3 separate regions of the Mus musculus genome follow, and regions 1 and 3 are each linked to region 2. A link is a loop called in an ENCODE intact Hi-C map of the cell type or tissue named here. Cell type or tissue: left cerebral cortex. All regions are shown on one strand.

The links. A loop is a pair of places that touch in the nucleus more often than their neighbours do. Peaks named below come from ENCODE experiments on the same cell type or tissue, not always from the same donor. Only the 100,000 strongest peaks of a DNase experiment are listed, where the experiment ranks them.
Region 1: it touches region 2 in a loop (7-fold over the local background); 7 of 42 quality-filtered maps call a loop at or near these places.
Region 3: it touches region 2 in a loop (4-fold over the local background); 23 of 42 quality-filtered maps call a loop at or near these places.

What each region holds. Positions count from the first base shown.
Region 1 is chr6:88,979,138-88,981,637 of GRCm38, reverse strand. All of the region lies in intron 1 of Gm36505 (a long non-coding RNA gene), which reads right to left. Among named protein-coding and RNA genes, the nearest start is that of Gm36505, 1.7 kb to the right of the region's middle. In left cerebral cortex, a CTCF peak has its summit at 1,297; a DNase peak (open chromatin) is centred at 1,301.
Region 2 is chr6:89,361,445-89,363,944 of GRCm38, reverse strand. Plxna1 (plexin A1) reads left to right here and starts at 1,332. Exons shown (of 32, transcript NM_008881.2): 1 at 1,332-1,538. Gm40415 reads right to left here. Exons shown (of 2, transcript XM_017321867.2): 2 at 1,354-2,360. The coding sequence starts at 2,201. The coding sequence ends at 1,767. In left cerebral cortex, CTCF peaks have their summits at 977 and 1,178; DNase peaks (open chromatin) are centred at 26, 871, 1,372 and 2,165; H3K4me3 peaks cover 1,954 bases; H3K27ac peaks cover 1,490 bases.
Region 3 is chr6:89,630,831-89,633,330 of GRCm38, reverse strand. No RefSeq gene overlaps it. Among named protein-coding and RNA genes, the nearest start is that of Txnrd3, 12 kb to the left of the region's middle. In left cerebral cortex, a CTCF peak has its summit at 1,054 (motif pointing right); a DNase peak (open chromatin) is centred at 1,090.

The DNA.
Region 1 (2,500 bases), 380 kb after region 2:
CCCCTCTGTAAGTAGTGACACAGGGGCACAGCCTCACTGAGCAGCCATATGTGCTGTCTCAGCTGCCAGGCCCAAGTACGGAGGGAACTGTAACTGTCAGGGAGGATGGAGCTGAGGAGCTAGCACCTGGACCAGGCCTGTGGGGGTGTGGTCGCCATTGAAAGCCAGTCGGAAGGTTCATTATCTGACCACAGTTCTTGCAAGGTGTCTTGATCACACTTGCAAGGTGTCTGATCCTACTCTGGCCAACAGGTTCAAGGTGGGCGTCACTTAAGAGTTGGCTGTGGGTGGAAAGGGGAATGTGAGTGGGGCCCTAACAATTCAGTAAAATGTATAAAAATGTAATCTGGGGCCAGCTACATGGTGCAAGGGGGAAAGGCAATTGCTGCTCAAGCCTAAATTTGATCCTTGGATTCTCATATGGTGGAAGGAGAAAACTGACTCCCTAAAATTTTCTTCTGACCTCTGCATTCCATATGTGCACTGTGATACACACACACACACACACACACACACACACACACACATACACACACACACACACACACACATAGCATGAAACTTTGAAATGTAATTTGGGGGCTATCTATAGGGCTTAATGAGTAAAGGTGCTTGCCACCAAGTTGGATGATCTGAGTTCAATCCCCAGAACCCATTTGGTGGAAGAAGAGAGCCAATTCCCACAAGCTGTTCTCTGACTCCTACATATGTCTGCATAGGTGCACACACATGCTAAATGAATGAACGGACGAATGAATGAATGAATAAATAAATAAATAAATACATAAATAAATGAATACCTAATGTAACTTGGGGTTGAGTATACAGTTCAATCGAGAACATTTGCCTGGGATGTGAGGGGCTCTGGGTTAGGTCCTCATCACAAAAAAAATTTCTTAGAATGTGAAGTTCTCTTGCACAGGGATAGAGGTCCCAAAATGTCTCAACTCCCTGATCCCGGTAGGCTCATACTAGCCACTCCATTCAAGGCTATTTATTGACCCTGAGCCCATGGACTAACTCCTTTTTGTACAGAAAGGGGAAGACAGAGGGATGATCCGGAGGCGGAGAGGACAGAGAAACCTAAAGACAAAAAGAGCTCCGAGTCTGAGAGGGAGGGGAAATGCATATAGCCAAGGCCACTAATGAGGCAGGACCAAGAAAAAGGACCAAGGTAACACTGGGGCAAGAACCAATTCTGAGCTGCTGTGTACCCAGCTTGGAGCCCAGGCAGTCCCACAGTACCCCAGCTTTTGTCCTGTGACTGGAATGAGTTCTCACGGGCCAGGAGCTCCCCCTGCCGCCTCTAAAGAGTCCATCAGCAGAGACATTCCACCATCAGGCCCCGGCCCTGGGTTGGGGGATGGGGAGGAATATATCATTGTGAGGCCCAGAGAAAGGACAGGAGGGACAGAATGGAACCTCAACCAACCACTGTGGTGTCGCCGCTGAAAAGCAGGCAGCTGGTCGGATTCCTCTGTGTGGCACGGTGCCTGGGCTGCACGAGTGTGTGTGTGTGTGTGTGTGTGTGTGTGTGTGTGTGTGTGTGTAGGGATAATCTGAGTTTCAGAGGGCCTCCCTGCCTGAGGCCTCCACCCTGGGAAGATGCCCCTATGTCCCAGCCCTACCCTGCAGTGTTCTATTGAGTGAAATGACTGGAGAAGATTGTGACAAAAGGTAGCTAGAAGCCAGTGTAGCTCCTGTGATGGGGAAAGGAAACCTGCCTCATGCGACCTTGCTGAGTTCTCCATTTTTTATTTTTTTAAGGATTCAGGATAGCTCAGGTTTGTTTCATGGAAATATTTCACAACTCAACAGCTCTTCAAAAAAAAATCAGTACAGTGTGTGTGTGTGTGTGTGTGTGTGTGTGTGTGTGTGTGTATCTAATCCACAGCTGTAATCTAGCAGGTTTGTAACCAGTAGCCCCTAACCCTCTTATCTACAGACCTGATATCTGTCTGGTTACTTTGTCTCCTCATCTACATTACATAGGTTCTCTGACAATGATACTATTTTCCAGTTAGGTGAAAAACTCACTGTCACACACCTAAAAAGCCAGATCACCCTAAAAGTAAAGCAAAGCTGGCGCTCGAGGCACAGTCCTGTCTACCTCCTGCTGCTGGACTCATGGGACAGCATTATCTGTAGCCGATGGCGACTGAGGTCTCTGATCTGAGGACGTAGAGGGTACCCTAAAAAAGCAGTTCTAGGGGAGTCTAAGGAGGGAACCTGGGGACCCAGCAAGGCCACACTGTGTGTCTCAGAACTGCTGAATAGAAGCAAAAATGGAGAGTAGGGTGGAGTGGGTGTGAGGGACAGGGGTCCATCCCAGAATTCAAAGCATGGAAGCATTTCTAATGTCTACAGCAAGACAACACACACACACACACACACACACACACTCCGCACAGAACAGAGACTTGGCCCTAGGGCAAACAGCAAACCGGAAACCACTGCTGTGGCTGATGCCTTTGTTTCTCCCTAGCTGCTTCCAGAAGGA
Region 2 (2,500 bases):
CACCTCTGGGCCAGACTCCAGGCTCTGCCACCAACCAGCGAGGGAGCTTGGGCAGGTCACAGGGCCTGCGCAGTCTGTCTACCCGGTTTGTACAGCACAGCAGAGATTTGTACATTCAGTATGTAGTGCCTGTGGAGTCCGACGGTAAGTGTAACTGTGGAAGAAGGGTCTCACCGCCATTCAGAAGCAAAAAGAACCAGCACCAACTTTCAGCCTGGCAAAATCAAACCATTACCTTTCCCACTGTTGCTGACACTTCTCCATCACGTGGAGGGGTGGGGTTTCACTTGGGGGAAAACCAAGTTTGCATCGTCTGTTGAAGCTAAAGACCAAGGTCTAGAGCAGGGGGCTCCAGTCCAGTAGCAGAAGAGAGGGTTAACTATCCAGAATAGCCTGTGCCACACAGTGAGAGCAAAGACTGACCACAGGACCCTGCATTCCTATCAGAGAGGAAGGCGGGACACCATTTCTATAGCATCCTCAAACAAGCTACACAAAAGAATATGTCATTCAGGGAGACAAAATGTAAACGGTCACACCCAAAGAAAAACCAGGCAAGGATGAGCACAGGGAAAGAGGGTGATGACTGCTTGGGAGACGAGTACGGACAATGGTCCTTACCGAATGAGCTGCACTGGGTCCCCCAGGCTGTGCCCAGTCAGCCTTCGCCCCTCCCACGACCACCTTTTCTGACTGCTCTGTTCTGTTCTGCGCACAGCTGCCTGCTTTGGTCTGGATGCCTTGCACTGGGTGACCTTATTGAGAAAGGTTCTCTACCCGACCGAGACCTGGCGCAATCCAGCTCTGCAGGCCAGCCCCGCGCCCGCGATCGACCCGGCGAGGTCTCTATCCTGCTGGGGTAGTTCTAACACGCCCCGCTGCAGGACCGCGTACCGGACAGGACAGTCGTCCTCTGAGCTTAGGCATCCCGGCACGCGCCACCTCCTGGGGCCTGCGGGGTGCAGTGCCGGTCCCACCTAAGCGATCGTTGCGCAGGCAGAGATGAGCAATAGGACCAGGGCAAGTGCTTCCTCCGGACTCAGTTTACCCTTCCGTGCACGAAAGCTGTACTTCCAGCCTGTGCTCCTTAAAGAGTGCATCGACTCCTGGGACCACCCGGACCACCTCACCCACCCCCACCCCAGTCCAGAGTTTTAAGGCTGAGGTGGCCATCGCCCTTTGAAGGCAAGCGGTGGGGCCCGCCGCGCGCGCTCTCGCCGCGGGGCCGAGCGCCCCCTGCAGGCCATCGCGGGTCCCGCCCCGCCCCCGCCCCCGCCCCCGGCCCCGCCCCCCGGCTTCGGCCGGCGCATGCGCGCGGCACGGCGCTCCGCGGGGCGGCGAGAGCGAGGCCGGTCCGCAGCCGCGCGGAGCTCAGCGCCCCATTCATGCTGGGCAGCGGCGACGCAGCCACGCAGCGGAGCGGAGCCCGGGCGCGGCGGCCTCGGCCTGGGCGGCCTGCGCGGCGTGGGCGGCCCCGCAGAGGGGCGAGCGGCGGGGCGCAACGATGGCCAGCGGCGGGACGCGCCCGGGGTTGGCGGGTGAGTCGGGGCGCAACTTTCCCCGCGGGCGGCGGGAGGCTCGTCGCGGCCCGGGGTCCCGAGTGGCCGGGGGGCGCTGGCGGCGGCCAGGGGGGTGTGCGCGGGGACTGCGGCGCGCGTGTCCGCGGCTGGCGTGTCCTGCGGTTCCGGCCGGGCGCCCGCGTGTGTCCGGGCGCGGTCTCCGCTATGGGCTGCCGCGTCCCGGCGGGTCGCAGCACGTCCGGGGCCCTACGATCCGGGGGGGCGCAATGTCTGTGGCCGCAGTCGCGGTCCCTTCCTCCAGGCAGGAGAGAAAGTTTGCAGTGGCCCCGCGGGAAGGGCCCTGCGGGTGCCCATGTCGGCCCGTGTTGCGCCGGGTCGGACCGGGCCGCGGGTGGGGACGTGGGCCGCAGGCGAGCGCCGCGCTGGGCAGGCCCGGGCAGGGCCGCGGGATTCGGGGCAGGTCCCTGGCTGCGCCTCGGGCCGGCCTGAGGCAGTGGGGTGGAAGTTGCAAGGCTTCGTGGGGACCCCCGCCCCCTCCGGCTCCGGCGCGCGAGTGGGCGCCGCAGCCAGCCCAGGCCCGCAGGCCCTCCACCCGGCTGCAAGGGGCGGTGCGGTGCCACCGGAGAGGACGCCGGCTCGGGCCTCCTCGGCCTCCCCCTGCGCAGGGCCTCCACGGGTCATTCCTTCCCCGGAGGATTCCCCTCTTGCTTCCTGGACGGTCCCAGGCCTGGTGTACGGCGAGGACGGCGGCGGTGATGGGCTGACTCTGGCTGCTGTAGGGAAGGGCGAGTGTAGATTCCTGGGAGGCCCCCTCTGCCTGCAGAGATCCCAGGTGCTGCCCTGGAAGGATACAAGAGGGCTTCAGAGAGGCTACTAGGTGGCCGGAGCCCTCTCAGTCTCATCGGTGGGGTGCTGGGGCCACGCCCCTTGAAAGAAAGGGGTGTGTTGGGGGGGGATGGGAACGAACTGAGCCTCTGCCC
Region 3 (2,500 bases), 270 kb before region 2:
AGAGGTGCAGAGGGTAATGGAAGTGCCTACTCAAGCGGAAACGCAGAATGGTGCCAGCTGCTCCCCTGTCTATGAAAGGAGACCTTAAGTCACCTTGGAACAGATTTGCCTTATTATTGCTGGAGTCCCCTTAAGTTGTATAAATGAGGGTATCTCAGCCCTGCTGTTTTGAGAAAGGGTGCAAAGAGAAGCTTGTGGTCTTTGGTCTGGAAATGCCTGCCTATCCAGTGTCCTTAACAAACAAAGCCAGGAAGAAGGCCATGGCAAATCTGTACAAGTACCAAGAGCCTTCAGGGGAGAAAACAGCTTTGGATCCTGAGCCTGAGTTTTTTCCTAGAAGCCTGAGGGCTATGTGGGTTATCTGAGGCTTGGAACAGGAAAGGGTAGACAGGCTCAGAGATAGAGAATCTGAGTGGCATGGGGTGTGCCCGTTCTATGACAACCCCTGGTATTTCTGCGGAGCCTGGCTTGGGTCGTGCATATAGACAAGAATTCATAGAAAAGGTTGGTAACTCAGGTGTTGGGAACGACTTTTAATGGCTGGGCTGTAGCTCAGTGGCAGATTGCTTGCTTAGCATCTTCAAGGCTCTGAGTTCAATCCCTGTGCCACATCAAATGTTATTATTGCTGATAATAACAGGACTGGACAGGAAAGGCTGCAAGCCTGACATTCAGGATTTGTATCAACCATAGCCAATAAGAGCAAGGAGACAGCATGGATGACTTTGATTAGCTCCTGGCACTTAAAAGTCACTACATAATTCAGCTGACCTCACTTGGAAGTCCACAGGGCTTCACTTCTGCATTTCTGGCAGACAGATCCTTCTCTGCCATACCCCCATGGTCTCTCTCTGCTTCCTCATTGCTGGACACGGGGCCTAGCATCAACAGAGGGATATAGTGTGGATTCAGTGCACTGTGAAGCTTCCTCAGAAAGCTCATTTCCACTTCTAGTGAGCAGCCAGGCAGGGATGAGCTTTGGGAACCAGGATTTGTAGGCTAGACAGAGATGCCACCCCTCAGGTTGATCTCAAAACTGCAGTACCAAGATACTGTTCTCTAGATAACCACTTGGTGGCGCCAAAGCTTCTTATGACGCAGACAAAATAGCAAGGTGCCCCTGTTAGAAGGATACTTGTGAGGCTGGCTGCCTGCTGGCTTCAGCACGCGACAGGGAAGTGGCCAGGTGCCTTTAATCCAGTAACAACCACCACCCAGGCGTGGTCAGTGCCGGCAGCCACAGCAGCTCCCTGGGGAGCTGTGTTCCAGTTCGCTTGACTCCACCTCTTTGAGTCTTGACTGCCTCTAGAATACAGTGGGGAGGGTGACATGGGTTACTGGGGTAGGTAAGCAAGCCCTGTGAACTACAGAGGTTGGAGCCTGCAAGGGGGATGAAATGAAAGAGGCAGCTCTTAAAAGCCGTCCTGGCTGGGCTGCTGAGACCCACCCATGCTGCTGCTGGGTAAACAGCTGGAAGGATATTCCTGGAGTGGTCACCTTGGCTTTAGGGCGCTCAGCACTTAGCACTTATGAGTGAACTTATTGAAACTCTACTTCTCTCTGAGCTGCTGTGCTCACTCTTATTGAGCAGGCAAGGAAACTGAGGCTCAAAGAAGTTGTGAATTTGGTGTTGAGTGGCCAACTTGAAGGCAGAAATAGGAGTGAGGAAAGACTCTAAAGAGGGACACCATGAAAGAAGACAGGAAAAGGGCAGGAGACAGACGACTGTGCTGATGGTCAGCTGGTGGCGTCCCTCTCCTCTGATAGGAATCTGAGCAGGTGAGGTGCTCCCCCCATTGAGCATCAGAAACATGGGAGCTGGGTTGGCAGAGCCAGAGGCTGTAACTCAAGCCCTGAGAACAGGGGCCCAGATGCTCCAGGCTGCGGTAGAGACTTGGGGCTCCAGGTATGTAGGCTACAGGCCCTGGGCCTTAACCCCCAGCACTGGTTCTTGACACTTAGCTTCCAACACTGATGATTGGCACCAGCAAGCACTGCTGCTAGGGGCCTTGAGCGGTGAAACCCTCTGCCCCGCACCTCCTGGACCAAGATGCCAGGACCTTCAGCCCTTAAGACTTGGTAGCTCCCTTGGATCTTCCAATGAATGGGGCCTGAGATTTCTTGCCTTCAGCCTTCCCTCCCTGGCCTTCTGGCTCCCAAGTCTCTTGGGTCACTTTCTCATTCTATAGGCTCTCCCTAACCAGGTCTGCTAATGATAAACATCATAAGTAAGGAAGAAAAGACCTTTAGGGGGTCTCAACACCAGACAGGAAACTGTCTCCAAGCTGACTCCAAAAGCGAGATCAACTACCTGCTCATACTGCCCAGAAAGGGAGTAGCAAGGGACCAATGCACAGCCATCACATGCCTTCGGCTGAGCTGCTAGGGAGTGCTCCCCATCAGCCTGTTAGAGATCACCAGAGCTTGGGATGGCAGAAAGGTCTCCTGGAACTATGGAAGCAGTGGGCTGGGGCCAGTGCCTTCTGAGCCAAGCTCCAGC